Linked DNA regions of Homo sapiens: region 2 is linked to region 1. A link is a loop called in an ENCODE intact Hi-C map of the cell type or tissue named here. Cell type or tissue: PC-3. All regions are shown on one strand. Links, peaks and the distances in the headings refer to the core of each region. The heading gives the core; the rest is flanking DNA.

Evidence for each region. Hi-C counts contacts between places; a loop is a spot of excess contacts. Peaks named below come from ENCODE experiments on the same cell type or tissue, not always from the same donor. Only the 100,000 strongest peaks of a DNase experiment are listed, where the experiment ranks them.
Region 2: a loop joins it to region 1, with 4 times the contacts of the local background. A loop is called at or near these places in 2 of 110 quality-filtered maps.

The regions. Positions count from the first base shown.
Region 1 is chr10:35,365,550-35,381,861 of GRCh38, reverse strand. The region is part of intron 1 of CCNY (cyclin Y); the gene reads right to left. Among named protein-coding and RNA genes, the nearest start is that of CCNY, 37 kb to the right of the region's middle. RefSeq lists a silencer at 2,167-2,461. In PC-3, for the core only: no CTCF peak of the experiment used is centred there; a DNase peak (open chromatin) is centred at 9,321; H3K4me3 peaks cover 1,305 bases; H3K27ac peaks cover 2,484 bases.
Region 2 is chr10:35,485,226-35,501,537 of GRCh38, reverse strand. It overlaps CCNY (cyclin Y), which reads right to left. Exons shown (of 10, transcript NM_145012.6): 3 at 3-37. Among named protein-coding and RNA genes, the nearest start is that of GJD4, 110 kb to the left of the region's middle. RefSeq lists enhancers at 2,748-2,897, 5,897-5,946. In PC-3, for the core only: no CTCF peak of the experiment used is centred there; DNase peaks (open chromatin) are centred at 8,017 and 8,457; H3K4me3 peaks cover 902 bases; H3K27ac peaks cover 1,393 bases.

The sequences.
Region 1 (16,312 bases), core at 6,798-11,797:
TTAAGGACTCTTGGACAAAAACTCCAAGTGATCAAACAGAGTGACAATTATAGTCATCAGTAACACTATCATTTATTTCAAATCTACTGTTTAAAAACAGATATACGTAATACTACAGAGTTAAATACACAAGACTGTCCTAAGCAAGCTTTCTGAACAATTCTAAAGTCTTAAGAAGTTACTCTGGAAATGAATGCAAGCAGCTGAATCCCCATGTGTTTAGGGCTAATCTGACACCAGGAGTGTCAGATTTAACCTCCATGTTGCATACAGTATTTCTTTTTTTTTTTTTTTTTGAGACGGAGTCTCACTCTGTCACCCAGGCTGGAGTGCAATGGCACAATCTCAGCTCACCGCAACCTCCACCTCCCGGGTTCAAGCAATTCTCCTGTCCCAGCCCACCCCCTCCAGTAGCTGGGATTACAGGCACGTGCCACCACATCCAGATAATTTTTTGTATTTTTAGTAGAGACGGGGTTTCACCATGTTGGCCCGGCTGGTCTCAAATTCCTGACCTCAGGTGATCCACCCGCCTCGGCCTCCCAAAGTGCTGGGATTACAGGCATGAGCCATGGCGCTCGGCCTACAGTATCTATTAAAGGCTAAGTACTCAAGAAGTACTCACTTGAAGCTTACGTATCTATTATTAAAACTCAATAAAGCAATTATTTAGAACACCAACAAAAGATTTTGGGGGAAAGAATATCACCGACATTGTTTAGAACTGCAGGCAAAATTCTAGACATTTAGACTTTACAGGCAGACTTCTGGATGCTTTTATTACTGTTATTAAATCCTCCACAGACAATGCACCCCTCATCACCAGCACTGGAGCAGACCACTCCCACCACCCCAGCCTTGGGATGCCGCTGTCTGCCTATCAGAGTTAAAATGGTACTCGGACGCTTCAAGCCCAGAAAGTCAGTTGCAAAAGAATCAAAAGAATAAAGGAAAGAGAAAAGCCACAGAAAATCACAATAAAAGAAACAACGAAGGAGTGAGATCTCTTGGTTCCACTTCTAGCCTGACCTCAGCTGACCGTGTATGTCAGGCAAACTTTAAAACTTCTCCAGGCAGTGCAGCAGAGAGGGTGAAGTCACAGGCGGCTGGCTGCGGACTGGGAGACCCCAGGCAAGGTTCTTAATCTCTCTGGGCCTGTCAGTTTTCTCATCTTCAAGAGAGGAAATATATTTGTATCTAACCCCAAAAGGCTATTGGGAGGTGATAAAAGTAAAGCATGTGAAGTGCTCTATATGTGATAGTTGTACCTGGGCAATATCTTAAAATTACTAAATCTGGGTGAAATATAGAGACTCATCGTACTATTATCTTTAATTCTGTATAGTTTTGAAACTTTCTGAAATAAATGTTTGAAGTTAGTTATTATCAGGTTCCTTAAATACAACACGTAAGAGAAATAATCACCTCCAAGGTCTCTTTGGGCTTTAAAACTCTCTGATACATTCCACACTGGAAGGATAGGATTCCCAGGTGGAAATCAGGAGTGGGAGAGAAAGGGAAAGACATTAGAGAAATAAGCTGTGACCACCAGTCACCTCCTCAAGTAATCACTGCATAATCAATGTTTCACACATAAATGCTTCAATGATTGGACCCTGAGCTGACTCCAAGCATTCATTACAAAATACAAACCAAAATGGGAGCAGCACTTCCAGATCCAAGCCCTCGAGGATCTAAGACTGGTACCTGGCAGCCTCCTTAACCCAGTATCTGTTGGAGTTCAAGTCCTACTCGCTTCCAAAACAACATCTTCCAAGTGTAACCTAACCAATATCTGGGACAGTGTTCCAAGTCCAAACGTTCGAAACACAAAGTAGTCCTCCCATACAAACTGTTGACTAGTTCACATTTTTTTACTGCGCTGAGTGGAATGCTTCATATGACAGCCTGGGACTGATGAGTACTAAAATTCCTGGAGATGACAGCTATGTTTCTCCTCCTTGTGTGGTAAAGTGGGATTTCAAAGCCTCCAATAGACGGCTCCATCATCTGTTGGCCCAGCTAAGTTTCCTCCCAACAACTCTCAGGGTAAAAGGAAAGAAGGGGTAGGGGGTGGATAAAGGCAAAGGCAAGCACGAGAGAATTCTCAGTAAAAGAAAGCAACATCCCTGCATTCAGGGCCTTCCTGCACCACATTATCTTCTTTTCCCACAAGCTTCGCTTTGTTCTCAATAGGCCAACATTCTAAATCAGCTGAAACACATCACTTCGTCACCAGGAGGAAATGTGGAGTTCCAGGATATGCAGAGCTGTGATCATGCAGACTTCAGCTAAGTCAACAAGTTCTGCCAGTAGCTCACTCAATCACTTCCCTCGCTGGTTCTAAGTCTTGAATTTAGAATCAAATTGCTACTTGCTAGATCCCTTGAGAAAAGATGTCATTTCCTGTAATACAGAGTCTGGCTCCATTTCTGACATCTGACTGCTGTTTTCAGGCCCCACCGCTCCCCACCTTCCCCTTCTGCCCCCATCTGGGCAAGCTGATAAGAAAGCCTGGGGCCCCCTCCTTTGGCACTTGCAGGAAGTTCAAACCATCCAGGTCCAGGGGGGCAGGGAAGGAAGCCTTCGACCAGCCCCAACCCCTAATCATGTAAAAGCCAAGCCAGTCTCCTTTCCCTGCTCTCTCAAGACACTTTTGGACCCGAGAGCCTGCCTGCTCTCCCCCAAAAGCTTTACTATGTGAATAATTCACCTTTTCTTACTCTCTTGGTACATCGTGAGGTCTCATCAGGCTGACACGTGAACCAAACTTTGTGTGGGTCCATCCCACCTCTGTACAGTGGCAACAGCATTTCCCAAAGTAAAAGACCCTGCATACTCCTTTCAACCTTCATCCAAAAATGCATTGGTGCATCAACTCCACCAATGTCTCCCTTGACTCTGGCCATGAGAAACCTCTGTCTCAGCTTCTCACCAATAAAGCAAGCCTAGTGCAGTTGCAAACAAACCAGCATAAGTTAGGAAGCAGAGGCTCAGGACAGGTACCCATTCCACCCCTAACTAACCAGATGACTCTAGACAATTCCACTGCCATTTCTGGGTCTCATTTCCCTCACCTACTAAAGAAGTGTAACAGTACACCCTCTGTGCCTAACTAGTAAGATCATGGTAAGGATCGAACGGGGCAGGATGTGGAACAGCACTCTGCAAGCCATCCTGACTCACACATATTCTAACTCCCCCAGCACGTCCCGGGCTTCATCTCCCTCGCCCAACACTCAGCTCTGCTCTTCTACTGTCCTTCTAGCTCCGTGCTCAAACAGAAAAACCCTCCTAACTTTTCTCAACACACATACACCCCACCCTAGCCAAAAAAGCAACCACCGAGGGCTCCGGTAACCTCTTCTAGGAAGTCACCCATATAGACAACTTAGCACCAGCACTCTATTCTCACAAATTCTCCCAAAAAATCCTTTTTTCTTTTATATTGTAAAACAGTCAAGATCACACCCGCTGAAGCCAACCAAAAAGACACAGGCTCTCATCACACAGAAGTCAGAATTCTGGAAAACTCGTATCTACCACCATGAGCTTGAAAGCTTCCCAATAATTAAGACTTCTGAGGAGGTCAGGGATGATATTAGCAAATGTGATTTTAGACAGAATAATGAAATGAGTCAATATTTGGAAGATCTGCATAAATTAGTGAACCAATACTTTCCCAAATGACAAAGCATGATGACACAAAATCTTGCATGTGGTAAAAGGTCCATTTAAAGTATAAGACAGATCAATAAACTTTAACATAAATGATTTCAGATTCCACAGTGCAACTAACCTTTAATAAATTACCATTTGTCACATTTTGAGGTAGTGTCAAAGAATATCCATGTTATCTTAAAAGTCCATAAAACAATACTCCTTTCTTTTCCAATCACATCTGTGTAAGGCTGAATTTTCTTCACATACTTTCACAAAGCAACATAGCACAAAAGACTGACACAGAAGCACATATGATGTTCTTGCTGCCTCCTACTAACCAGACATTAAAGATATAATAGAAATGTAAGGTAATGCTACTCTTCTTACTTAATTTTTTGTTTTGAAGATTTTTTAAAATAAAAATGTATGTTAACATATAATGGTTACATTATAATGTTATTTTTTAAATTAGTATATTTTTATTACAAGTTTTAATTTCTAATATGATATCTACAGACATAAAAATTCTTCTCTACAATTTCCATTATTGAGTTGTAATTCACATGCCATCAAATTCACCACTTAAATAGGTACAGTCATGCTTCCTTAATGACAGGGATATGTTCTGAGAAATGTATTGTTAGGTAATTTTGTTGCTGTGCAAACGTCATAGAGTGTACTTACACAAACCTAGATAGTCATAGCCTACTTCACACTTGGTTATATAGGACAGCCGGTTGTTCATAGGCTACAAATCTGTACAACATGTTAATGCCCTGAATATTATGGGCAATCGTAACACAATGCTAAGTACTTGTGTATCTAAATATAGAAAAGGTACAGTAAACATATGGTATAAAAGATTAAAAATGGTACACCTGCATAGGGTACCAATCATGCATGGAGCTTGCAGGACTGGAAGTTGCTCTAGGTCAGTCAGCAAGTGAGTGCTGAGTCAATGTGAAGGCTGAGGACATTACTGTACACTACTGTCAACTGTATAAACACTGTACACTTAGGCTACACTAAATATATATTTTTTTAAAAAGTAATTATACTATGACATTACGGCAACACTCAGCGATAGGAATTTTTCAGTTCCATTATAATCTTATGGGACCACCATTGCATATGCAGTCAATCCTTGACCAAAACATCATTATGTGGTGCCTAACTGTACAATTCAGTGGTTTTTAGTACATTCACAAAGTTGTACAATCATCACTGCTATGTAATTCCAAAACATTTTCATCACCCTAAAAAGAAACCCCAAACCCTTTAGCAGTCACTCCCATCCTCTTCTCCCCCCATCTCTGGCAACTACTAACCTACTTCCTGTCTCTATTAGATTTCCCTGTTCTGGACATTTCATATACGTGAAATCGTAATATATGTGGCTTTTTATGACTGGCTTCTTTCACCTACCATAATGTTTTAAAGGTTCACCCATGTTGTATCAGGTATCATTACTTCCCTCCTTTTAACGGCTAAATAATACAGGCTGAGCATCCCTCATCTGAAATGCTTAGGACCAGAAATGTTCTGGATTAAAGGCTTTTTCGGATTTGGGAACATATGCATTATATGCTTATCAGCTGGCCATCCCTAATACAAAAATCCAAAATCTGAAATGCTCCAATGAGTGTCTCCTTTGAGCATCATGTTGGCACTCAAAGTTTTAGATTTTGGAGCATTTCTGATTTTGGATTTTCAGATTAGGAATGCTCAACCTGTATCCCATTGTATGGATATACCACATTTTGTTTATCCATTCATCCACTGATGGACATTTGAGTTGTCTTCACCTTTTGCCTATCACCAATAATGCTGTGTACATTTGTGTATACATTTTGTATAAACATGTTTTCAGTTATCTTCGGCATACACCTAAGAGTGGCACTGCTGCGTCATACGGTAACTTCATGTTTAACTTTTTGATGAACTATCAAACTGTTTTCCTCAGTGGCTGCACCATTTTATACCAGCAATGTATGAGAGTTTCAATAATTTTTAACACTATACATGGTGTCCTGTGACCAAAAAGTTTAATAACTGCTGTGCCAGGTTGAGGGATGCTGAGATAAAAGTCTCCTTCCGTATGAGGTCATCATGTGCTACAGGAGCTCAGGCTTAGAGACAGAATACCTGAGCCACGACCCCTCAGAGCTTCCAAGGCACGGTACAGGGAATGACTTTACTGCACCCAGCCCACCCCAGGTATGAGCAGTCCTCCTTTCGGTGTCTTCCACTGGTGCCTGGGGCTCTCAAGCCACAATGCCCACCACTCTATTCTCACCCTTTTTTACTTCTCACCTCAGTGTGTCTTCTCTCCCTCTTGCTTCTGCTGAGCTCCTTCCACACACCTGTCAGGTCATCACGCCTTCGCCTCCTTTCCCTTCCTGATGCTAAGAACCTGCTTCACCTATAGACACAATTTCTCTCAACTCCTTGTAGGTTTTGTGCTGCTCCAGAATCCCAAGGGTAGACCCTCTGTGAGTGAGGTTTGCAATATTTATTACATCTGTGAGGCAGCAAAAACTAAGACTTCCCTATACTGAAAGCAAGCCTCTGGTGACTTCTGGAGAGAACAGTTTTCCTGAACTTCAGTACCCCACAAAATTCAAACAAGATGACTCAATACTTAGAACATTTCCCCATAACCTGTGAATATATTACCTCATATAGCAAATGGGAATTAAGGCTGCAGATGGAATTAAAGCTGCTAATCTGCTGGCTTCAAGGTAGAGAGATGAGCCCAGATTTTCCAGGTGGACCCAACATAATCACAAGGATCCTAAAAAGGGAGGCAGGAGAGCCAGAGAGAGAAGATGTGAGAACTCCATCTACCACTGCTGGCTTTAAAGATGGAGGAAGGGCCTGAAGCCAAGGAATGTGAGCAACTTCTAGAAGCAAGGAAAAGGCAAGAAAATAGATTCTCCCCTAGAGCCCACAACAGGAAACACAGCCTACTGAAAGCCTGATTTCTGCCCACTGAGTCCTGTGTCAGACCTCCAACCTACAGCACTATACAATAATAAATGTGTGTTGTTTACGCCACCAACTCTGTGGTAATTTGTTATGGCATCAATAGAAAATTAACACAGTATAAGTCCTTCTTTAAAAAAAAAAATGTACTTTAAAGAATCACCCCCTCCCTAGTCTCATACCCCAACTCATTTCATAAGATAGAGGCCCTGACCTGGCCACACTCTTTTCCCTTGAGATTGTCAACTTCCTTTCTTACAGTCTGAGAACCCTTTTTTCCATCAAATGACAAGCATCCGAGAAGCTGCATAGTATCACTTAGTGACAAGTGTTGACAATTTGCCTCTGTCTTCTCTGCATCCTCATTTTAACAATCCAAAATTTCTTCCATGGACAATTAGTTCATTTTCCATCCCCTTTTTTTCCCACTATCTTTAACATATGTAGCTACTTTTCAGAGACACGTATATTAGAATCTCTAGTATGCTATAAATACAAAATGATTCAGAGATATATTCATAAACATGGACACACCTGACAAACCAAGAAACAGTTCACAAAGACCACAGTTGCATCGCCATTCAATGGAATACTTTTAACGGGCTCAATGAGGAAACCATATCCCACCTGCAACTGCAAAACATCTCCATACAATATATTGGTTGAAAGTGTTGTTTGTCCCTAGTCTCTGCAACAAATAAGACACATTTTACAGCACTAAAAATTAATATGTACTCATTTATCACAAGATGAGAGATAAAACCCCTGTGACTGGCCGTGGAGATCAACAGGGCACTCTGATGAAACATTTATATTGGTTTGTCAAGTTCTCCTAGAGAAAGCTTCTTTTCCTGTTTCCTATGAGGAGACATCTGTGTTCCTGAGAAACTGGAAGGATTGGCTACCTGGAAACAATGTCAAATGTATTAAAAATTAATAAAAAAAATTAACCCCATGGTATCATTCCATCTCTGGCTAAACTATATAATATGTACACTTCACACAACTGCTGCACTAAAACTTCTAGGCCTCACCATTTGTTCTACAAAGGAAAGGGCCAAAAATATAAATCATTCAATATGTCCAGAGTTCTGTGGGCAAAAACAATGCAAAGGGGCTTTAATTGGGAAAACGCTGTAAGCTGCACCTCTTGCTATAAATGTTATGAACACCTTATTATGTGTCATTTCCAACCAGTTCCCAATTTTCAAAAAACTGTACAAAATGATACTTCCTTCTATGCAATTAACATGAAAAAAGTTATTTGTATGGGGCACTTGAGAAAACAAGTTAATACAGCTGATCTTTGAACAACTCAGGGGTTAGGAGAAACAACCCCTTCATGGAGTTGAAAATCTGTGTGTAACTTTTGACTCCCCAAAAACTTAACTAATAGCCTCCTGTTGACTGCAACCCTTACCTATAACACAATTAATACATATTTTGTATATGTATATACTATATTCATACAACAAAGTAAGCTACTGAAAAGAAACTGCTATTAAGAAAAATCATAAGGAAGGGAAAATAGATTTACTATTCATTAAGTGAAAGTGGATCATTATAAAGGTCTTCATCCTAGGCATCCACAGGTTGAAGGAAGATGAGGAAGAAGAGGGGTTGGTTTTGCTGTCTGCAGGGGAGCAGAGGCATAAGAAAATCCATGTATAAGTGGACCCAGTTATAAGAGGTATGCCGTTCCTCTTTACTATATATATAGACCCATGTTAGAAATACAAAGTAAAGTACACCATCCTTGCCCTCAACATAAGTGGGGTGGGAGGTGAGCACACTCCTCCACCACTCACCATCCATCCAGGTGCTCAACCCAACACTGCTGGGTGGCAAGGAATCCATTGCTGACAGCTGCAGCATGGTCTACTAAGCACCTACAATGGAGTCAGCCTAGGTCAAATGCTTTACAGGCTTTGTCTCATTTATTCTCCTAACAGCCCTAAGAAGTAGGTTTCATTATCCCCACTCTGTAAATTAATTAAATGAATAGAGAGACAGGATGCAATCACCCAAAACCGCACCAGGAAGAAGCAGGGCCAGGATTCAAACTCAAGACTGCCTGACTCAGGCTTGTCTTCTGATACTTCATTAAGTTTTCTTACTACATTTTATTACATTTAAAATTATCCCTGGATTTTAAAATCCTTTCAGTTTACAATCTAGCAGAGGAAATAAGAGCATGAATAAAAATAACCACAACTGGCCAGGCATGGTGCCTCATGCCTATAATCCCAGCACTTTGGGAGGCTGAGGCAGGTGGATAACCTGAAGTCAGGAGTTTGAGACCAGCCTGGCCAACATGGTGAAGCCCTGTCTCTAAAAAATACAAAAATTAGCCAGGTGTGGTGGCAGGCGCCTGTAACGCCAGCTGCTCGGGAGGCTGAGGCAGGAGAATGGCTTGAACCCAGGAGGTGGAGGTTGCAGTGAGCTGAGATCGCGCCATTGTACTCTAGCCTGGGCAACAAGAGTGAAACTCCGTCTCAAAATAAATAAACAACTGTAAGCAGTAGCTCTCTATGAAATGGGATACACAGTTAACTGACACAGAACAGACACAAAAGAGGAAGGTGGGGCAGGAAGGGCTGATGCCCAGCAAAAGTACAAGCCAGAGTGAGCAAAGGCACGTAATCAGGAAACAATGTAGGGAGTGCTCAGAGAATGACAAGTGGAATAGAGAGTCTGAGAGGGCCAAGAGTGAGAGAAAGGCCAGAGCTGGCTGAGCCACACTTCATGCATGACCTCCGCACACCCTGGAAGGCCCGAGGCTGATCCCAGGGACTCAGAGTGAATCGTCTAAGGATTCACAGGACTAAGACCACAGAAGACTGACTTTTGGAAGAGTAATCTTTGCAGAAACAATTCAGGCTGGCCCATGCGCACTGCTAACGCATTAAATTCCTCTCCCAATCGACAGAAAAAAATGAAGCCACCTGAATGCAGCCACTCCTCCTTGCTGTCCCCTCCTCTCCTTCCTCACTGTCAGGGTGAATGGGAACCCTGGAGTTCCCCCATCCTTTCCCTCCTCCAGAGTGACTCCTTTCATTATTTTGAATCTCTCCCTCTAACCTGGGCTTCATCCTCTGAGCCTTCAAAGCACATATGCATCTGCCAGTTGCAGGAAAATGTAAATATAAAACACAGTACCTGCCTTTTCACACCCCAGTCTCACACAGGAGTGGTCTGCCCTTGTTGCTGCATCCTTTATAACCTTGAACATCAGTAATTCAGCTTCTGTTCCCATTGAAATCTTTCAGAAACACACCAAACTGCCATCAATCACTCATGCAATCACTCATGCAATGAAACTTGCTCAGTCTTCATGGACTTGCTTAAGAACTCAGAATTGCTGATCATCCTCTTCATCTTGAAGTTCTTTCCTCCTCTGACTTCTGTGGCTGCTTCTCCCGGTTCCTGCCCTAGCTCTGACCACCCTTCTTGGTTTTCGCTTCTCCCCGTGCCTCACAGACACAAGTGCCACATGGCCCAGGGCCTCCACCCTGTGCCCCAGCTTCCCATGCCATGGGAACAGTTACAGCATCTCTACTGTGCCCCAGTCCTCCTCCCAAGCTGAGGCCTCACGTTAAAACTGTAGGGAGGATGAAAGCACCTGTCACAAACAGCCAGACTTGGTTGGGAAGGTCAGTATGAGACATTAAGAAAGGCAGGTGGAGGTGAGATCATGGAGAACCTCACATACAAGGGAAGGTCAGTGAAGGTCACTGAGAAGGAAAGTGACTTGTTCAAAGGAGTGTGGATGGACAACTAGCCTGGAAGGATTGTGAAAGATGGACCTAAAAGCAAAGAGATAAAGGCAAGGAAGACAACTAATCCAGGCTCAGTAAATCAAGGCAGGAACTAGTGTGGCCACAATTGAAATAGAAAGGAAGGAGAGGTCTCTTGAGAGTCCAAGTTAAATAACAAAGAAGTATCAGCTGATACAATGTCCAGGTCACCTCTCATCCGTCAGCCACTACACAGGTATCACGTTGCTTCTGTATCCCAGCACTGGGCTGGGCGGTGGTACTACCAACATGATCCATATAGTCCCTGCTTTGAAGGGACATACAGGCTACGTGGAGAAGTCAAGAAAAGAAATCCAGCCCTCTTAAAACCATTTCAAAGAACAGCAAGTAAAATAACCTAACAGACAATCAATAATGAACAAGTTTTAAGAGTTTTAACCTGGCCAGGTGCAGTGGCTCACGCCTCTAATCCTAGCACTTTGAGAGGCCGAGGCGGACGGATCACTGGGTCAGGAGATCGAGACCATCCTGGCTAACATGGTGAAACCCTGTCTCTACTAAAAATACACAAAATTAGCCGGGCGTGGTGGCAGGTGCCTGTAGTCTCAGCTACTCGGGAGGCTGAGGCAGGAGAATGGCATGAACCCAGGAGGCGGAGCTTGTAGTGAGCCAAGATGGCCCCACTGCACTCCAGCCTGGGCGAAAGTGCGAGACTCCATCTCAAAAAAAAATAAAATAAAATAGTTTTATCCAAGATCAGATAGTTAACCAAAGGAAGAAAAGTGTTGTAATAGGGAAATATAAGGCACTTCACACTACCTGGCCAGTCTCTGGAATAACTGCACACAATAAAAACAGAGCCAGAGAAGATTCCTAGTCATTATCATCCAAGGTCTATAGTTAGCTAAATTTATAATGACAATGTTCAATTTAGGCTTCATACTTAGCCTGTTTCCAGGCACAGAGCAAGTATACATAAACACCAAAAGAATATGGATGAGGAACGGCCGGGCGCGGTGGCTCACGCCTGTAATCCCAACACTCTGGGAGGCCGAAGCAGGCGGATCACAAGGTCAGGAGATCAAGACCATCCTGGCTAACACGGTGAAACCCCGTCTCTACTAAAAATACAAAAAATTAGCCGGGCGTGGTGGCAGGCACCTGTAGTCCCAGCTACTCGGGAGGCTGAGGCAGGAGAATGGAGTGAACCCGGGAAGCGGAGCTTGCAGTGAGCCGAGATCGTGCCACGGCCCTCCAGCCTGGGCAACAATGTGAGACTCCGTCTCAAAAAAAAAAAAAAACATGGATATGTGTAACAAACAATTTACTGTACATGTATATGCATATGTATATGCTTGAGGGTACTCTCAAGCTCATACCCTCACCATGAAACTCTGGGGTTACTGTGAAGCCTGTATGAACTAAAGCAGTGATTCTCAAACTTTAAGGCTTACTAAAAAATGCATGTCCTCCCATCTGATCCCTGAATATTTAAATAGTCATCCAGGTAATTAATTCTAATGCAGAGAATAAACAGGTCACCTTTTTAAATGTTCTTAAAAGTGGTTTACAAAATTTGGAGTTAAACGAGTCTTCATTCAAATACACTTTATTAAGGTATTTGGTCACCTCTAATAAAAATATTGATTAGAAATTAAAATTTATGAGGTCCAATTTACAAAATATTCACACAAATTGAGATAATGTGCAGAACAAGAAACATTAAGCAGCATATTAGTAGGCTTAATCTCAGAAACTTTTCCATTGCAAATTTGTATGTATCTTCAGCTCACTTAAGTGGCCGGCTCAGCACACTAATAAAAATCCTATGATAATCTCAGGCAAGATAAACTTAAATAGGGAAGAGCCTCAATAGAGTAGTTTTCTCAAAAAGGATATATTAAGCCAAGAATGTATTCTCTTAATTTATATTCTCATGACTCTTACCCATAAAAAGTTGACTGGAATTTCTTCTGTGTCTTCTGAAAGCAAGAATCCAAGTTCTCAGGGATTACAAAAACAGCTGTTTAAGTCTTTCCTAAGGCCACAACTTCCCTAAACCGTGTGGAGCTTTGCAAATGTAGTAACGAATCCATCACTGAAACCAAACAATGTTCATGCCCTTAATAGTTTGGCAGATGCCTCTGGCAGGAGGAAATACGGTCCAAGGTCACAAGTGGGACCTCAAGCCTCACCATCCTGCTCTGTTCCTGTCCCGCTGATGCTCACACAGGAGTGGAAATCAGGACAGGCACAGTCACCAGCACCTCACACACTCTTAATGAATGCTGTCCACAGTCTACTGCAAGGTCATTTCGGCCTGAATATTTATCAGTTCAGACTGCTTTTTGAATGTTTGGCCCTGGACTACTTCCACAGAGCAAGCAGGACAGATCTCCACGATGTAAATCACCAGGAAGTTCCTCAGAGTAATAGGCAGGTTACTGCTGCTCCTTCCTGTACACCAGAAAAGTGGAGAAACTGAACAACTTCTGAAGCCAAATAGTGATAAGATCTCAGAAGTGAGCAGTGGAAGTACAGAGACCCTGCTCACTAGGCCCAGCCCCACCCTCCCAGCCTCACTTCCTCTGGTACCTCCGAGCACCGGTTAAGAAAAGCCAAGGAAAAGGAACTCTGCAGCCCCTTTGAGGATCTATCTCTGATTTAGGACTCTCCACATCAGAAAGCTTCTACCTTATTCCCAAGTTGGAAGGGCACTCCTATGCCACACCGCCCACCCCACAGCGGCCTGCCCTGACGCCTGGGGCCGGGCTATAGAGCAGTCAATGCCGGAGGGAGTCACCCAGGCGCTGACACCCCCAGGAGGAGTCACTGTGTCTCTGGAGAGCACTCCAAAAACACCACGAAATGTGGATGCGAACAGTCCAACCTGGGAATGCTTTCACTAGCAGAGGTGTGCCTGTGACATCTGAACAGAGTATAAAATGACAACCGCCATGTACCACATACATGAGAATAATAACATGAGCACTTGGTAGCAGATAAAGAATGGCAAAAAAGTTTAATTTTACATTAGAAAAACTAATAAAAGCCTACCAGTTCAGCTGAAAATGCTTTTTTCCCTCTGCAAATTAGAAAAAGATTATGATCATTCCATTTTAGTGCAAAGCAGTTTCTGCAAATGAAAAACACTGCGACACAGTCCATAAATTAATACTAAAGCTGAGGATGGAACTTGAAGCCCAGAAAACTGAACAAGACTCACCGAAGGTCATGCAGCTAAAGACTAAGCACACATTATGCCAGGTCTCCAGATTTCTGGGCAGGTGTTTTTCCACTACAAAGCTGATTTCCCAAATAAGCAGTTCTCGTTGTTCTAACAACCTCCAGGCAGAAAGACTCCACAGCCTCAATTGTAATCAATTGCAGACTCTATCCAATCTTTCAAAAGTTTCCTAGCATATGCACCTAAGTCATTCTTCAGAGAATTTTAACTCGTTTCTAACAGACTTCCAAGTATGAGCCAAACACCTTAAGCCAGCATTTACACTCCAAAGTTTTTAAAGAGGTGTGGGAGAGGGGCAGTATGTATGTGACTACTTCTTGTGCCTCATTAGGAGTATAGGCAAAATTAGAGGTCCCATGAGAGTCAGTTTTGTTAAACGAAATATTTCACATCCAGTAATTCAGACATGCCTTTTTCAGGTTTAGGAAAATTACTTTTGTTTAACTGCAGACCTGCAATAGTCTCTAAGGGGAAGAGGCACTGACATGGGCGCACGCTGACAACCCTACCCAGCTCCCAAAGACACTGCTCCAGGCAGCAGCAGGAAGGTGTGCTCTCACAAAGTGACTTCTATGGCGGAAGCCACCCTGGGAAGTCAGCTGCTTTCAGATCTGCATTCCAGAGAGGTTTAACCTGTCCCAACTTTTAAAGTGTCTGTTTTATTCTATAAAATCCATGAGATGTAGACCCATGTTATCTCACAAGAAATGACCTTTACCTAACAATATTATTAATAATAACTAATATCTATTGAGCACATTTACTTTGTACCAAGCACTTTATCTTATTTCATTTTACACCCAAAATAATTCTACAAGGTAGACATTTTTACTGTCCCATTTTACAGAGAAGGAAGATAGGCACCAGGCCCAAGGCTCCCAGCTAGTGCATGGTGGAACACTACAAAATAGAATACTATACAGTCTATAAAATAGAATACTATACAGTCATAAGGTAGTATAAAGTCATAAAGTAGTCTATAAAATAGAACACTCTACAGTCATTAAAAACAATGAGACAGAAGTGTGTTTACTGACATGAAAAAATTTATGTAAAAAAAGCAGGTTTTAAAGTGGTACCCAAAGAGTACCTCTCAAAAAAGGCAACCCAAAAGCAAGGAATCAGCATGGTAACATCATTTCCACACCAAGTCAATCAAAATGCTTATAAAGGGAATTTTATATGAGAACAACAGACAATTCAGTTATACTGTAAATGTCTGTGTCCATTCCCTCCTTCCACACTTAAATTGGCATTCCAGGTAGACCATTCAAGGAATTAGCAATGGTAGCCCTCAATCTGTGCTGCCTAATACAGAAGACTCTAGCCACACGTGGCTATCTAAATTTATTCTTTAAAATTAAGTAAGATTTAAAATTCAGTTCTTCAGTCACACTAGCTACGTTTCAAATGTTTGACTGCCACACGTGGCTAGTGACTACCACATTGGACAGTGCAGATATATAACATTTCCATCATCACAGAAAGCTCTAATAACAGTGCTGCTGTAGAACAAAAAGAGTGAGTTCCAAGAGGGTAAAATGGGGTAGAACTAGCGAAGACTGGAAATGCAGCCCAAATGTCCAGCTGAATGTCCACACTCAGCTACAGCATGGGCCTAGGGAAAGCAACTGCTGAAAAACCTTGGAGTCTCCCATCTCTGTTAATACAGATAGCACTAATAACTTATAATAAACATAAATCAAGAACACAAGTAATATCCTTTAAAGTTGAAATCTGCAAATATTAGACTTAGTCCAATGATGCAGGAACCACAAAAAGATCTGTACTATTCTTTGGAAATAAATTCAGAGCCAGTTCACTTATCTTTTAAAAAACTCATTTCTTAAATTTAGATTCAACTCAGAATTAGAAAGTCTGATCACTCAATTTATACATGAAGCCCCAAATCACATGCTGGTGTTTCCAAAATAAAAGAATCTAATTTATTCTCAAAAGGCAAATGATTGCCACCATCTCATCAAGGAAACAAATGTGTAACAAGCTAAAATGAAATTCTGTGATATTTTTAGAAAGCCAATCACCTCATTTAGAAGCACACACTGCATGTATGTTTGCAAATTGGTATCTGTCGTGTATTTATGCATATATTCATAACACAGAAAAAGAAAAAGAAGTCTGCATTTACTAAACATACTCTAACAGCATCTTCATCCTCATGAGATACAGCAACAACTCTCAATTTTTCAGGTCAATGAAAATGAACAAGGATTTCAACCATCCAAATAGAAGAGAATCTCTGTCCATTCCCTAGACACACACAAATCACTTGTCTCTGGTTTTGCAATATACACTAATAACTTTGTAGCTGTAGAGTTAGTCTAATCATTTTTTAGCTTATTTTGAAATAATTTTCAGATAACAGAAGAACTGTGAAAATAGTTCAGTTCCCATATACCCTTTACCCAGCTTCCTCTAAGGTTAATACCTTTTATAGCCATAATATAAGTTTCTAAACTAAAAAATTAACATTGGTACAATACTATCCACTAAAGATTTTATTTATATTTCTAACCATTTTCTTTTCACCTAATACCATACTAAACTGGCAGTTTCTAAGCATACAAAGATTAAATGGAAAGAAGTGACAATCTCAAAACCCATCAAAGTTAACCAAAAACATCCTAATTTGCGATAG
Region 2 (16,312 bases), core at 5,628-10,627, 120 kb before region 1:
ACATGGTTAATGAAGAGACTCTTGCGTTTTTCTCTCACTGTGAAAACAAAAGATGCAACAGAAATGTTATATGCCTGCATGCCAACCCCTGGCAGGTGGATGAGGACTGGGCCTCTGTGTCGTGGTCCCGTCCTTCCACCAACCAACATACCCACTTGCTCATTTATCAAACATAAGAATACAGGACCTGCACAAATGCAGATCTGAATGAACTTGGCTCACAGAGGGAAATATACATCCATTTAAACAAGAGCACCCTAACAAAATAACTGCAGCTGAAATCAATTAAGGGGTAACAGATTTCCATTAACTGAATAAAAAAGTAATTAGTAACCCTCATAAAACTCATATGCATCTATTAGTTTAACATAATTAACAAATGATAGGACTATTTATTCCCAACCCTACCAGACCCATAAAGCTCCACAGTATATAAGGGAAATATAAATAACAATAATATCTAGAAAGCATTGAGATCCAGGAAGACGATGTACATCAGCAGCATTACTTATCATGGAAACCCATTATTCTCCATGCTGGGTGCTGGTGAATACAGCTGGGCTTCTGTCTGGGAGCCCCTGGAGCTCCTTGTGGCACCCAACCCCAACCCCATAAGGCTGACAGAGGTCACCATAATTGATACTGCTCTAACAGTCACCATAATTGATACTGCTCTAACAAGGTGGCTTCTCACACTGCATGCATGGCCTGTGCTGAGCAGCTCAGCCTGCAGTGTCCCCAGATACCAGTGTTTCTCAGAATGGGAGCCTGCTGCCCCAGAGAGGTAGAAGGGTCAGTCACAGGGAACACGAAGAGCTTGTAATAACCTAGTATCACTGAACTTTGCATTTTCTTTTCTGAAGGCTCATTTTGTGGGTACAGATGAATCCATCAACACATTTATTCGTTACTGTAAAAGACATGAAGAATAGGTTTCATTCAAGGAGATAACATCCTAGGTCCCCAGGAATCAACAATGTTATCTTGGGGTACCCTAAAACAGCAGTGTACAAAAGATAGAAGAAGGTTTTCTCCTTACAGTCCATGCCTCTGCAAAGAAGATTCACTACTGTTTTCAAAAGCCTTCCTGCTGATCTGTTGAAGGGACTATGGAACTGTTTTTCTATCACTCATATGCTGTTCTTAGACTCACAAAAAAACACTTCTCTTTTCCTTAGAAGTCTTGTCCTCTCTGGAATGAATGCTGCCTTCCACTCTTGATATCTCAAAGATAACAAAAGCAAAAATGCAAAAGCAAAAATTAGTCTGAGGATACTGTTGAGTACTTTAAAAAGAGAGACTGACACATAGAAGGCAGCTCCATCAAGCCATCGGATGGACGCATGTGCAGGCGATCAGCCCCCTGCTGTCACAGGACAGGGCACCCTGGCCATGCATGAGGCCAGACTAGCGCACACAGAGCACGAGTGCACAGACAGCAGCAACAAACTGGTCTGCTATGCACAGCATGGAGGCAGAGGGATTACATTTTACCTGACTCCAAGGAAGAATCCACATGAAAACCATAGCAAAACAAACAGGATGGTCTGGCTGGAAGCTCTGGGTTTTAACTTCCTGGCATACATACATACATATATAGAGCGTGTGCATGCACATGTGTGAATTAAATTAATTCATACTAAACTATTATACATGTAGCCAAGGATGGGGATATGATGATAATTCTATGGTGATTTCCCACTGACTGAAGGGACCCGGAAACCCTTTCTACATGGGCCACAGAACTGACAGGGTTCCCACTACATTCTGAGATGACACTTAACCCTTCTCAGAGCAACCCAGTGATAGGTTTGTGCAAAAGAGACACAAGTCTCCCAACTGTGGGAACCACCACCCATACTAAGGTCACCTCAACACCCTACATCAGCCCCTGCCTTCAGCAAATGAAAGATATCCATGCCTCAAAAAATACCAGCACTTCCTATATGGGTACTATTGAGAAGATTAGGAATTATTCACGTGTAGAAGTAATGGCTGAGATGCATAACCTTCAATAGTTCTGACTATAAGTCCGACCAAGAAAGCTGATATGGTTTGGCTGTGTCCCCACCCAAATCTCATCTTGAATTCCCACATGTTGTGGGAGGGACCTGGTGGAAGGTAATTGAATCATGGGGGCAGGTCTTTCCCATGCTGTTCTCATGATAGTGATAAGTCTCATGAGATCTGATGATTGTAAAAACAGGAGTTTCTCTGCACAAGCCCTCTTCTCTTCTCTGCCGCGATGTGAGACGTGCCTGAGATACCTTCCACCATGACTGTGACGCCTCCCCAGCTACGTGGAACTGTAAGTCCCTTAAACCTCTTTTGTAAACTGCCCAGTCTGGGGTATATCTTTATCAGCAGTGTGAAAACATACTAATACAAAAGCTTTCAAACAAACAAAAAAAAAACTACAGCAGACACAGAAGAATATTATAAACACATATGCCATTTTTGTCCACCACCTACAAGGATCAATCTCAGGGAGGAATCAGGCTATTTTCATGAACTCCAACTGGCTGCAATCAGAATGGTGAAGAAAAACGAAAGTTCACTAAGACTATTACAGAACACCTGAGGATAAGCTATCTGAATCTATTACAGAATCTCTCAGGCATTCACTGCTTCTATGCAAATGAACACCTACACACTACCCTATTTCCTCAGAGCAACCTGGGGCTCCTGGGGCCTGAATCAGGTGCCACTTTCCTGTATGGTTTTGTAATGCTCCTCCTAACATAAGAGGGTCTTTGGCAGATGAAGTCTGCACAGTTTCTGAGAAGATTTTCCACACATGCATCTCTATGGCCGACTTGCTTCTGGAGCGTCTTCCGCGCCCCCAAACCAACAACCTGTCCCTACCCAGATGGGAAGAATGCCTGATATCCACGTTAGACCATGTGACCCATTACTCTGACCATCCTGCCTGGATTGGGGGGTAACTTTACCCTCTCTGGGCTAACTCCTTCTCCTGGGAATCTGGAGTTGGGACATACTCAAAGGGCTCTGCTCAACCTTAACTGAGGGTATGATGTGTAAACTTCAGACTGGGGTGGGACTCCGCTGTGCAGGAAAGAGTGAAGCAGCAGATCTGACAGCCATCCTTAAAGGGCCTGTTGCAAGGCTGGCCCTTGGCTGGTATCTGGGAACTTGGATTTAGGAGGGTTCCTTCCCATCATTTCCTAACTGGTAGGAGTGGCTCACTGTGCCTAAGCTGTCTGCACAAACAATATGCTCTATGCCGCACACAGTATGGTTTATTTCCTTCTGGGAGTCTGGAACTTTGGTACTTAACAGGCAGAGCCTTCTTACATGAGTGGTCCTCCATAAAAATCCTGGGTGCTGGGTCTCTACCCAGGAGTTTCCCTGGCTGACAACATTCCACAGGTGTTTTCACAACTCATTTGTGAATGGGGGGATAAAGTGCAACCTGTGTGGCTCCATGGGAGAGGACTCGCCCTGTGCACCTCTTCCCTGTACTGAGTTTGCCTCATGTGCTTGCACTGTAATAAGTTACAGTCATGAGTGTGACTGTATTTTGTGTCTTATGATTCCTGGACCCCCATAAAGCAGTGGTGTCCCTCTGCCATGCAGAGAAACACGGCAGAGGGAGATGGGCAGAAGGCAGGTGCTGCCTTAGTCCTAACAGCTTTTAGTACCCAGTTCCACCAATTCATGAGCTGTCTGAGATACCCTCAGTGCCCTTAAAATTAATTACTCCTTTTCCCCTAAGCTAGCAGGAGCACAACCAAGACATTACCATAGGGGGAATAAGATAAGTAGAATTTTTTTTTTTTTTTTTTTTTTTGAGACGGAGTCTCGCTCTGTAATCCAGGCTGGAGGGAAGTGAGCTGACTCACTCCACCTCCCAGGTTCAAGCAATTCTCCTGCCTCTCCTGCCTAAGTAGCTGAGAGTACAGGGGTGCACCACCACATCCAGCTAATTTTTTGTATTTTTTAGTAGAGACAGGGTTTTGCCATGTTGGCCAGGCTGGTCTCGAACTCCTCACCTCAAGTGATCCACCTGCCTCGGCCTCCCAAAGCGCTGGGATTACAGGCGTGAACCACCACACCCAGTGATAAGCAGAATATTTTACAGTGGTGTATCACCTGAAAAGACTGACAGAATTGCCCAAATCTAAATCTGTCTTTAAAATAAATTTGAAACCACTGAGGCTGATGTGGGTACAGCTCTGAAATTCAAAATGCTTTAGCTATTTTATGTAATGGTATAAGCAATATGCCAACTCATTTCTAATAGGTGGTTTTAGTCATCTTTAACACTTCAATATTTTTGGTTACTATAACAATCAATCAAAATCTCTGGAGTTTTCTGAGTTAATGTCTAACTGAATTAACTAATAATTATGTTTTGCTTCTTTAGAGAAAACAGGCAATAAATTGATATGGATCATAAATTTTTTCTTTCCTGGGAGAGGAATAACAGCAATCTCCTTTGACACAATCTATGATAGTTAAGAGGATTTTTAATTGGCTACAGTGACAGTCCATAAAGATGTAAACAGAAAATGGACCAGAGGCTTTAAAAATAAGCCATCTAAAATCAGCAAAAACAATACAGTTGGCATTAAAAGTCTTCTCCTGATAAAATGGGGAGTGAAGAGAGTAAAAGGCAGTGTTTGCAATCTGAGGGACAAACAAAATTACACTTAAGTTGCTATGGGACACTCTCTTGCCACAATGTCACACAAGTGACTCTTTAAAATACAACTTTCAACCTAGTGTGTGATTATTAATGAGGATTTGTTAACAATCTAAACACCATTTCAGCTGATTCCTGTCATAGGTAGGCATTTAAAAGATTACCTTGGTTTCTCCTCTTCCATTTCCAATTTTTTTCTTTTTTAGAGATGAGATCTCACTATGTCGCCCAGGCTGGTATTGAACTCCTGAGCTCAAGCAATCCTCCTGTCTCAGCACCCCCCAAAGTTTTGGGATTACAGGTATGAGCCACCGCACCTGACTCTCCTCTTCCATTTCTAAAATAGACCGACCTTCCAATGGCAAGTGTTAGCCACCACCAAGCCATAGGATGCTGGTACTAAAAAGGTCCTAAGATACCTAAGATACTCTTTCTTTGGCAAACTAGGGAAGAGCCCAAGCAGGCCAAGGAAGGGAAGGCCCAGAAGAAGAAGAGAGGAGACCGCGTGTAGGACCCCTTCCTCTATACATCCGCCCTCCAACAAGAACATCACTGGTGTGCACAGGCATCCTTGGCATCTGCATAAAACGAGTCCCATTTAAAAACAGAATGACAATTAGAACCAGGTATGAATAGAGCTGTGCTATTCTACAAAGAAAATTTACTTAACTGATTAACTACTCTGGATGTGAAGGACTGGCAGGCCACACAAGAGGCAGGCTTCAACTAAAGAATGACAGAATTTTGTTTGGATATACGAAGCTGATTGCTGAGATAGCTCCAATGCAGATCACAAAGATCTGGTTGAAAAGAAAAGGTTTCATTTCCCTTTCCTTTTTCCTGTGGGTAGCACAGATCAGGCCTTGAACAATAAAATTAAAAGTTTACTATTAACTTTTCTTATAGTAAATTTGAGATGACCACACAGTTCCTACAGTTTTCAATAATTCAGTGAATTCACTCACTCACTCACTCACTCACTCAATTCAAAACAACTGTTGAGCCCCTGTTCAGAATGCACATGGAGGCTCCTGCCCTGCTGAGCTCCTGCCCTGACAGGGAAGTCGTCATGAACACAAACGGCCAGGACACAAAGTGCACTGTAGCAGGAACATCACCCACACTTTGGAGCCCAGAACAAAGCATCCTGGTGTGGCCATTTCCCCCCAAGGCACACCTCCTGTGCTGCAGGAAGGGAGCTTCCAATTAGACCTCTGGCCTGCTCTGAACTGTCCAGGACCTGCTCTTATTTCGAAATCTGGGCACAGAGGAACGTGACATTCTGTGCATTCAAAGTGAAATCTAAATAAGCAAAGCCAATGAAACAAAAATGAAAAGACATAGAAACATTTCTAAGATGTTGAGGGCACAGCCAGTCATGGAGAGGAGAAAATTCCAGGGAAGAGAATAGGAAGTAGACGAAGGAAGAACATAAGGAGAAAACTATTCAAAGAACAAATATCCACCTAAGCTGCCAACACACTTGAGAGGTTTTCTGTTTCTCACAGAGAATATCTAAGGCCAAAGGATTTCTTCAGAAGCACAGAAACTTCAGCTAAGTGGCATCCATTTAAAACTTTCTGCTAATCAGAAAAGAAATGCATGCTTATTGCAGAAAATTTGGAAAATACAGAGCCATATAAAGAAGAAAATGCAACTGCAAATAAAAATTAAAAGCTTGCTTGGAAAACACAGAGATACATAAAACATACACACACACAGAGTATCCTTATCACCCCTTATCTGAAATGCGTGGGTCCAGAAGTATTGTGGATTTAGGATATTTTTTATCAGATTTTGAAATTCTGCATTATTTGAGCATCCCAAATCCAAAAATGTGAAATCCAAAATGCTCCAATGAGTATTTCCTTTGAACATCAGGTTGGTGCTCAGTAAGTTGCAGATCCATCTTGGAGCATTTCAGATTTCAAATTTTTGAATTTGAGAGGCCCAACCTGTTTAATCCAACAATCCAGAGACAATCACTATTAATATTCTGATGTGTATCCTTTGAGTCTCTTTTGTGCGCATATATACAAAGCAAGCATGATGTGTACTTTTGCATATGAATGTATTTGTATATAAGTATGTGCAAGTATACATGTGCTCATATATGAACATGCCAACAGAAATATGCCCATTTTTCTATTGGTGTGTTAGCATTTTGACTGATTGTATAATAATTCTTTAATACATAAAGGCATTAATCCTTTTTCCTATAGATTGTGATATTTCCATCACTGATGATTTCATTGTTAGATGCATTTGGACATGAGTTTTCATTTTTAGGCAACTTCCTTCATTGCTTCTACAAACTTACATGCCCCTTCCCCATTCTGACACTAAATATTCACGTATACTATTTCTAGATGATTATGATTGTATTTGTTACATTTACTCTACCACTAGTCAATCCATCAGAAATCTATCCTGACACATGGTGGAGGTGACGTTATCATTTTATTTTTTAAGTGAGACTTAAAGTGCTGTGTATTCTAATATAATGAGCTGCTATCAAATGCTGGCTGATATAATTTCAGACCTGGCCTCTTTCTGGTTTGCTTCCAAGGTGTGTTGAAGCAACTCTTTCTTTAAAAAAAAAAAATCTTTATTTTTTTGTAGAAATGGGGGGGGGGGTCTCACTATGCTGTCCAGGCTGGTCTTGAACTCCTGGGCTCAAGCAATCCTCCCCACTCAGCCTCCCAAAATGCTGGGATTACAGGAGTGAGCCACTGTGCCTAACCTGGAAGCAACTCTAAGATGTGGGGGTCCACGATCTATCTTTATCAAGGAAAACACAGAAAAAGATGGGACTGGGCACAGCAGTGCACAGAAGCCACCCTCTACTCTTGTCCTGGTATCCATCCCTTCTCCTCCTGGTCAGGCCCAGTGTTCTGGTGCAAGGTGTCACAGTCAGCACAGAGGAGCTGTCAGCACAGACAAGCTAGAAGATGGCACAGACCCAAGTCAGGGAAGAAACTCAATCCAGCTGAGCAAATGAGAACCTACACTCTAGGGTAAGGATTATATTTACTGAGAACTTGTGTTGTCTTACGTACAGGGCTCGGTGCTTTGATGGATTATGCATTTAGTCCTCCTGACAATCTCACAAAGAGGTACTAACTCCATTTTACAGTGATAAAATTGAGATTGAGGGAAATCATGTGGAAATGGATCATATGCACCAAGATTATGTGGAGAGTGTTGGATCTAAGCCTCCAGTTCAGGCAGTCTGATTCCAGAGGATCGCTATCTTCAGGCAATCATTCCAAGGCATTAACTATTCTTACATGGTGACTGCATCAGATTATCCTGAAATTCAGCTGCCTCCCTAGATGTCACGGGGCAGCCAGCCAAAAACATAAGCCACGTAAGGTAAGCTATAAACATGGTAAGCTATGAAAAGTATTTACAAGGTTATCAGTCTGTGCCAACTGAAGGGGAAATGCAGGTGCTCAGAGTTTTTAAAAAGAGAATTGAAAAGTAAGTTTATGGCTACCAGCAGGCCACAGGTGCTGTCTAACAGTAGGACAAGGCTGTGGTAGACGGGGCATCAAACTCCCCCCAGCCTGGGGGAATTATCCCTGCTAACCTCTATTCTGGATCTGTGCTCACTGAGCAATGTTCTGACTGGGAACAGCGCAGGTCAGGAGAGAGGATATGATAAAAGGTACGGAGAAAACTGACATTCTGGGTCTAAATGATTTCATCTGAGTTTGTACTATATCAGCAGCTTTCTCCACACTGGAAAGCCCAAGGGATGAAATACTGGAGTCAGGTGATGCACCCAAGAAAAGTGAGCCACGGCACCCAAAGAGCGCCTCTGACTTACAGGGCGAGGCCTGGCCAAGAAACCTGATACCTGCCCTCCCCCCCCCATGCACCTCAAGAGAAGACTGCAGAGGGGAGAGGGGAGAGCTGGCCTGAGGGTGGCACGGTCATGCTGAGTTCTGACCCGGAATAGGAAAGCCCAAATACACCACCTGAGCCTAAAAAAACCTACATCCTCCTGTCCCTAAATAATGGATGTGTCGTTTTCTAACAAAGCTAGGGAAGGTAGGAGAAGGTAAAGCTGCAACACAAAACAGAAAGCCACTACTCAGGGAAGACTGCCACCGTGCCACGGCAAGTCTGCCCAGGGTGGGTCATGATGCCCTGCCTTCATTCCTTCATTCCCCTATGCTTGTGAGTTTCTTCTATGTGCTAGCCACTGCAGAGACTGCGGAATGTGAAAGGCACAGTTCCTATCCATGAGCAAGATGCAATCCAGCAGATAAACAGAAAGCTATTTATTTCTATACCACAAAAATAATCACCTCCACACAGAGGAATATGCAAACTGCACTGAACGTAATGCCACTGATTTTCTGATAAACCATTACTCTATGTGTCACTAAGAAAGAAAAAAAAAATGCTGCCAATTAAATTTTGGCAAGTCACTGACTGTGCTGATTTCAGAGGTGTTCCAGCCAAGGAAAGGTGTCTATCACAATCAATGGAATGAAGAGAAACAGGGAAGCATCACCTATGAGGCAGCCATTGGGCCAGCATGGACAGAGGGCAGGTGCTGCGGGCAGAGCATGCCACAGATGATGGCCTCTCAGGCCTGGAGGGGAGGGGACCCACAAGAAGGGTGAAAAGGGCTCTGTGTGTGTGCTGGTGTCTCACTGTTCCAGTGGTGAGGAGACAGACGGTCAGGCAGGGAGGGGCCTAAGAGAAGCTCCACTTGCAGACAGGTGGAAGAAAGGTTTGAGAGAGGACATGATGGAGGCAGGAGACTGGGAAGGGGCTCGCCACAGACTGGGTGAGGAAGGAGGAAACGAGAGTCCAGGCAGGAAGGGGAGGATGGGAGAAATTCAGGGCATATAGGTGCAGCTTAGACACTGACTACAGGACTCTGGGGGTGCCCATTAAGACCCAGACAAGCAATGGGTTTATTCTTAAAAACTAGGTTATGAGGCCGGGCGTGGTCGCTCACACCTGTAATCCCAGCACTTTGGAGGGCCGAGGCGGGTGGGATCACGAGGTCAGGAGATCGAGACCATCCTGGCTAACATGGTGAAACCCCATCTCTACTAAAAATACAAAAAATTAGCCAGGTGTGGGGGCAGGCACCTGTAGTCCCAGCTACTCGGGAGGCTGAGGCAGGAGAATGGTGTGAACCCGGGAGGCAGAGCATGCAGTGAGCCGAGATCGTGCCACTGCACTCCAGCCTGGGCGACAGAGCGTCTCAAAAAAATAAATAAATAAATAAAAAATTAGGTGACAAGGGAGAGGAAGCTGGCAGGAGAGGAAAGACGCTGACTTCTGATTTGGACATGCCAACCCCAAGGAGCATGTACGATTTCCAGACTGGCTGTCTACCAGGCGGCAGAAAACATCTCTGGAACACATGCTTACACTGGCAGGACGGGGTGGCTCCTCTTGCCAGGGGTCCTGGAAGAGGCTGGCTCAAGAGATCCCCAGTGAGGATCCCAAAGTACCTGTTACATCACAAGTCAATGAGCAGACATTGCTGAGGGCTCGCTGTGTGCCTGGGACTCACCCTACTGCTTCAGGAGAGCAATCTTCTAAGGAGACAGGTGTGTCCATTGTCAATTTATAGGAAGTTATGACCCAAGAGATTATGTGACTATAAATCCCACTAATGGAAGACAAAGGCCTAACGCAGAGCTGGGTCCTAGAGCCTTGCCTAACTGGAGGCCAGAGGCTGGTTCCCTGCCACTGGGGTGGCCACAGGTTGGCAAGGGCATGGGCAGCCCAGCACGCACAAATGGACCTGTCTGCACACTCAACTACTCATGGCTTTTGAGTACCCACCCTCCTCCACACACCCCAAACTAGAGGGAAAGACAGGTGAGGTAGTAGTTTTTGCAATTCTTTTATTGAAATGGTCTGTCACAAGTAACTTAGGGCTAGACTAGAGCAAAGGTCCTCAAACCAAGTATTCAAAGAGACCTTCAAATGGGCTGAGGTGTGATGCAGGAACCACCTTCCTCCCTCACAACTTCACAAAGAAAGGCAGGCACACCTGAGCTGAGGCCTGCACTGACCTGGTGTGAAAACCTCCAGGGGCACCAGATGGAAAGACAAGCAGCCACTGGGGTTGTGGTAACCACCTTCAATCCAGGTTCATGTGTCTTTCATCTCCTGCCAGCCTCCTGTGGCACAACCTGGAGGCTTCTTTGTCCTATGGACTTTCCCTGGAGGGGTGCTGGAAAGACTTCCGGCTCTGGGTTTACAGATATCACAGTGAGGATGGTTTCCAACAGGACCTGCCTCTTCAGGCGTTAGACCCCCAAGCAAAGCTCGGGGAGCAGCGAGGGCAGCAGTGCAGGAGGACACAGGGAAGGGCGGGAAGGTGCAGTGGACCGCAGACTGCTGCCTAGGTGTGCACTCCCCTGCGCCTGTCTGGCCATTTATGATCAGAAGCACAAAGGCAGCCATGGGCATGCACATTAACATGTTATGTGAATTGCAAAAATAAAATCAGACTTTTTCTCACAGAAGGTAAGACTGATTCTAAGAAACAGGTGTGATAGGCAAAAATACAAATAAAGAAATACATAATTAAAAATAATGTAAGACTGATTTGACTGACTGGATTGACTATGATGCCTGGCTTTGCCAACAAAGTCATATGAAGAACCTGTAGCATTCTGAGGAAAATATATTTAAATCAAAAGAGAAGCTGAAAACATTAGTTCAGAGGAAAAGAGCAGGTGGGGGTTCCTCCATTCAACATATATTTGAGTTCTTTCTATGGGCCTGGCACTGTGAATGGCAGAGATGTATAAACATGAAGACTTGGAATAAATCACGATACGCTGAAGACCTCTGCGGCGACAGAGGGACATGCAGAATGCGGTGGGGCAGCAGTCAGGGAAGGTGTTCTGAGATTAGGCCTAGATTTATTCTCCCAAAGCTCCCAAGGATATCAGGTTAAACTAGGTGCCACCAAATGTAAAGAGTAGTAGATATAATTGAAAGTCATGTGCTACATTTGGTAAACCTTTTTTGATGTACTTCCCAGAAACTGTAAAAATGAGGGACTCCTCTAACTGAGTAATTCTTTTGCAAATCAAATAGATTCCAATTCTCTACTGTCAATAAAATAGAAGGAGAACAAAACTGAACTGTAGCTGATTATTAGGAATTATTTTGGCTGACAAATCCCTTGGAGATTTTTCGACATATAAACTAGACAGAGTAGAAAGAATTCAATGATATGACTATAATAAAAATCTTTCTATTTCCATCTATTTATATAGATGAACAAAGTTCCTCAGCACTTACATCTATAAAAACAAAGGCTTGGCTGGGTGCAGTGGCTCATGAGGTCAGAAGATCGAGACCACCCTGGCTAACATGGTGAAACCCCATCTCTACTAAAAATACAAAAAATTAGCTGGGCGTGGTGGTGGGCGCCTGTAGTCCCAGCTACTCGGGAGGCTGAGGCAGGAGAATGGTATGAACCCAGGAGGCAGAGCTTGCAGTGAGCCAAGATAGTGCCACCGCACTCCAGCCTCAGCGACAGAGCGAGACTCCGTCTCAAAAACAAAACAAAACAAAACAAAAAACAAAGGCTTTGATGATGAATACTGCCTCATTTCAGTAATAAGTAATATCAACCCATAGAGGCATCTCACCAAGAAATGTTTTTCCAAAAAATATTTCATTTTTTTGTTTAATAATTATCCGGTAAAATGTAAGACTACAGGCACCTGCCACCACGCCCAGTTAGTTTTTTGTATTTTTGGTAGAGACAGGGTTTCACTGTTAGCCAGGATGGTCTCGATCTCCTGACCTCGTGATCCGCTTGCCTCAGCCTCCCAAAGTGCTGGGATTACAGGCGTGAGCCACCGTGCCCGGCCTAGGTCATATTTTTATAGAAAAGAATATGATAGTGTGATAAATGACTTTTCAAAATCAAAATACATTATACTAGTATAACATTTTATGGAGAAAATAGTATGGAAATACAAGTTCAAGATGATAAAGGAGTGATATGAAATTTCCAACTGTTAGGAGCATGTTCATACATTTTTAAAGGACTGAAGGTGGGTATCAAATCACTCTGGTATTAAAATTTCATCTGAAATATTTGTTAAAGAAGGCCAGTTTATTTTAAAATATCAACGTTTATAATCCATCAGAAATTATGTGCTTTGATAGGGTAAAAAAATTTTAAGGTCAACGTAAAAATGCTTGAGGGACTTCAGTTTTTCAAAATTGTTTTCCATAGTATGTAAGCAAAGGAACAAAGCATGAAAATCACTGGTGTAAGCTTAGGTCTTCCCTATGGCACTTGACATGCCCTGAAGGAGACACACCGAGCAACTGAGGGCAGCTGGAGAAAGGGGCACCCCAGCACCTGCACACCTGCACACACGAACGAGCCAAAGACAGCTGGGAATGCAAGTGAGGTGAGGACAGCAAGGCCATGGCAGCGCTCGGAGGAAAGCAATCCCGACAGGGCAGTGGAAAGTTGCTCCTAAATGCTAGATAAGAGGAGGACAAAAAGGGTGGTTGTTTCACCACGCAAAAGTTCAACACTGCCCGGTAACCAAAACACGACCCCAATGAGGACAGCCACAGAATATTTTTTCAATTTCAGTATTTCTAAAAGGTTGTGCAACTAAAACTAAGAATCATATTTTTATTTCTGAATTTTAATGTTTCTACTTTGGCTCAAGCCACTCAAGGGATGGATAGTTTTTATTCCTTTAATTATTTCAAGGGACTCCTGAGAAACACAGATTCCGCAAACTTAGGGTTTTTTCCTCCAAATTCTTTGTTAAGACAATAAATCTCTAAAAATCACACTAATTAAAAGGAAAAAGATGTGGCTTGGCTGCTTTCTCATATTATTTAAGAATATTAAGCTCTCACATCTTTGAAAATGATGAACTAAAATAAGTACAGAAAAGGAAAGGACATGAGGAACTACAATTCTTCCCCACAAGTAATGATAGTAGCATGAAAAACCATGGCAGGTCTCGCAACCTAACTTCTCTCTGGCCTGGCAAACTTCTCTACCCCCATGAGGAACTCTTGGTCCCTTCTCTGCTGAGTGGCTCCTGTACAAAGTCTGCAATGTCATCCTCTTTGTGTGAAGAAAGAAAGCAGTCACTCTGGCTTTGGATAAAATACCCTTACCTTCAGCCTCTGGAGGGGTCTGATGAGCAGGCTACTTAACCAGTTTTGTTGGAGTTCCTAGTCTCCTGCTTGGAACAAGAAAAAAGTTCCACGTCCAGCCTAAATCTCTTGGATATCCAGAAGGAAAAGGAATTCAGCAATCACGAAAACTCTGATGACATCATGCAAGTGCCATCTAAATCAGTCTAGTGAACAGCTGGGAGGTGGGATGCATGGCCGACAACTTGTTTCCCACATCATGAAGTGCTGAGGGGAAAGAGAATGTGGGGTCTGCAGAAACACGGAGCTGTCAAGACCCAGGAGCTGCATGTCTGTGGTCCAAGCAGCAGCTGCCCTAACATGACTGTCCTCATCCCAATCATGGCTTCCTATCCACAAATCAAATCTAAACTACTGTCAAAGTATATTAACCTGAATGAAGGAAAGAGGAGAAATCACCAGATTCAAAAGAAAAGACTCTAATAGAAGTATGCCTTACTGTCTCAGACTATATTTCTTCCAACTAGAAAAAAAATAGGGTAGAAGACCCACAGTTGTGGTCTTGTAATGGAAATATAAGTTTATCCAAGTGACGAATTATCACAATCAAATCAAGAATGTTTCCTGGTTTTGTCATCTTCCTTCTTTCAACCAGTCAGGTTGGCACAAGGAATACTGACATCCAATATCACATGATCCTTTTCCTCTAGGGGCTAGCGGGTGGCAAAGACAAAAAGGTCGTTTTAAATTCCACAGTATGGTTCTGATGATGAAGAAAGATCCACAGGCTACTCCTATGGGAGCTCACCAAAGCCCCACTCAACCCAGGCTGAGGGATCAAAGAAACCCTCAAGGAGGAAGTGACAGCAGGAGGAGCCTGGAGGACAGAAGAAATCAGCTGTGTGAAAAAGGGAAGGAGAAATCCAGGTGTGAGGCAAGTGGCAGACTTGAGGAAGCAAGTGATTCAGTATGTATGGCGGAAGCACAGAAGTACACAAAGAAGAGAGGAAGTTGGCTGGGAAGGAAGGCAGAGGCTGGATCACGATGGGCCTCATATTCCATGCTAAGATGTTTGAAATTTAACTCTAAAGCAACTGGGGAGCCCTTGAGAAAGGTTAAGGAAGCCAGTGGCACAATCGTATCTGATTCACGGGAAGTCCTGTCAGCTAGCGGCAGCACAGACCAGGGACTAGAGAGGGATAAGGTCAAGGGCAGGGAGTCCAGTCTAGAGGCTGCTGCAGTAACACAAGTGGGGAACTGTGAGTCTGAACTAAGGTGGCAGCAACTGCAATAGGAAATAGTGGTCAGGTTCAAGGCTGGGTAAGAGGTGAAACTGAGTACACCTTGGAATGCCTGGATGCAATGGTGTACTAGTAAATGTTTAACAGTCATCTGTTTAAAAAATGCTCTGATTTGCAGCATTTACCAATTTCCATGGTGTAAATACTCTGATTATGGCTATTTCAAGCCGCCAATATGATGTCACTGAACCTGGAGCTGGGAAGAAATGTATCTCCAGCACCGCTGCCCACCTGTGAGAAGAGGAGAGTCTACGAAAATCCAAAGCCCTCCTTGGCTTAGGGACCTGGGCAGGGTAGAAAATGCAGAAAGTTAACTGGAATTCTTAAGTTCTGTCTGGGACATACTGAGTCAGGGGAACCTACAGCCTTCATTGTAAAGATGTCCAGCAGGCAGCTGAATACGTGGGTTTTGAACAGTACAGAGAAAAATATGGTTAGACACGACAGTTGACATAAATGCCATGAGGAACTGTGTGCAAACCAAAAAGATAAGAGGGTAAACAAGAGACCCTGGGAAATACTACATTAGAGGGACAAATAGAAGTTTATGAAGATGTCTGAGGAGCTTTCAGAAGGGCAGGATTTCTTAGGACCAATTTGCCAAAAGCCAATTCACCAAGTAGCCAATTCTCTGATTATCATGTCACTAAAGAATTCATTAAAGTTACCAAATCTACGTGTTTTTTTTTTTTGTTTTTTTTTTTTTTTGAGACGGAGTCTCGCTCTGTCGCCCAGGCCAGAGTGCAGTGGCACAATCTCGGCTCACTGCAAGCTCCACCTCCCGGATTCACGCCATTCTCCTGCCTCAGCCTCCTGAGTGGCTGGGAATACAGGTGCCCGCCACCACACCCAGCTAATTTTTTGTATTTTTAGTAGAGACGGGGTTTCACCATGTTAGCTAGGATGGTCTCGATCTCCTGACCTCGTGATCCACCCGCCTTGGCCTCCCAAAGTGCTGGGATTACAGGCGTGAGCCACCGCGCCCAGCCCAAATCTACCTATTTTTAAAATTGATTTTTTCTAATTATTTATAAAGCAATTGTTCATTAGAAGCACTTAATTTCAGCAAACTGCCCATCTGAAAACAGAAGGCCAAAAAGTTTTTAAAAAGCACGGAATTCTTGGTGACAGCAAGTGCCACATACATGGGCAATAGCCCAAGAAGAGAAAATGTCCTTAGGTCACTCTACTGCTATGCTCCACAGAA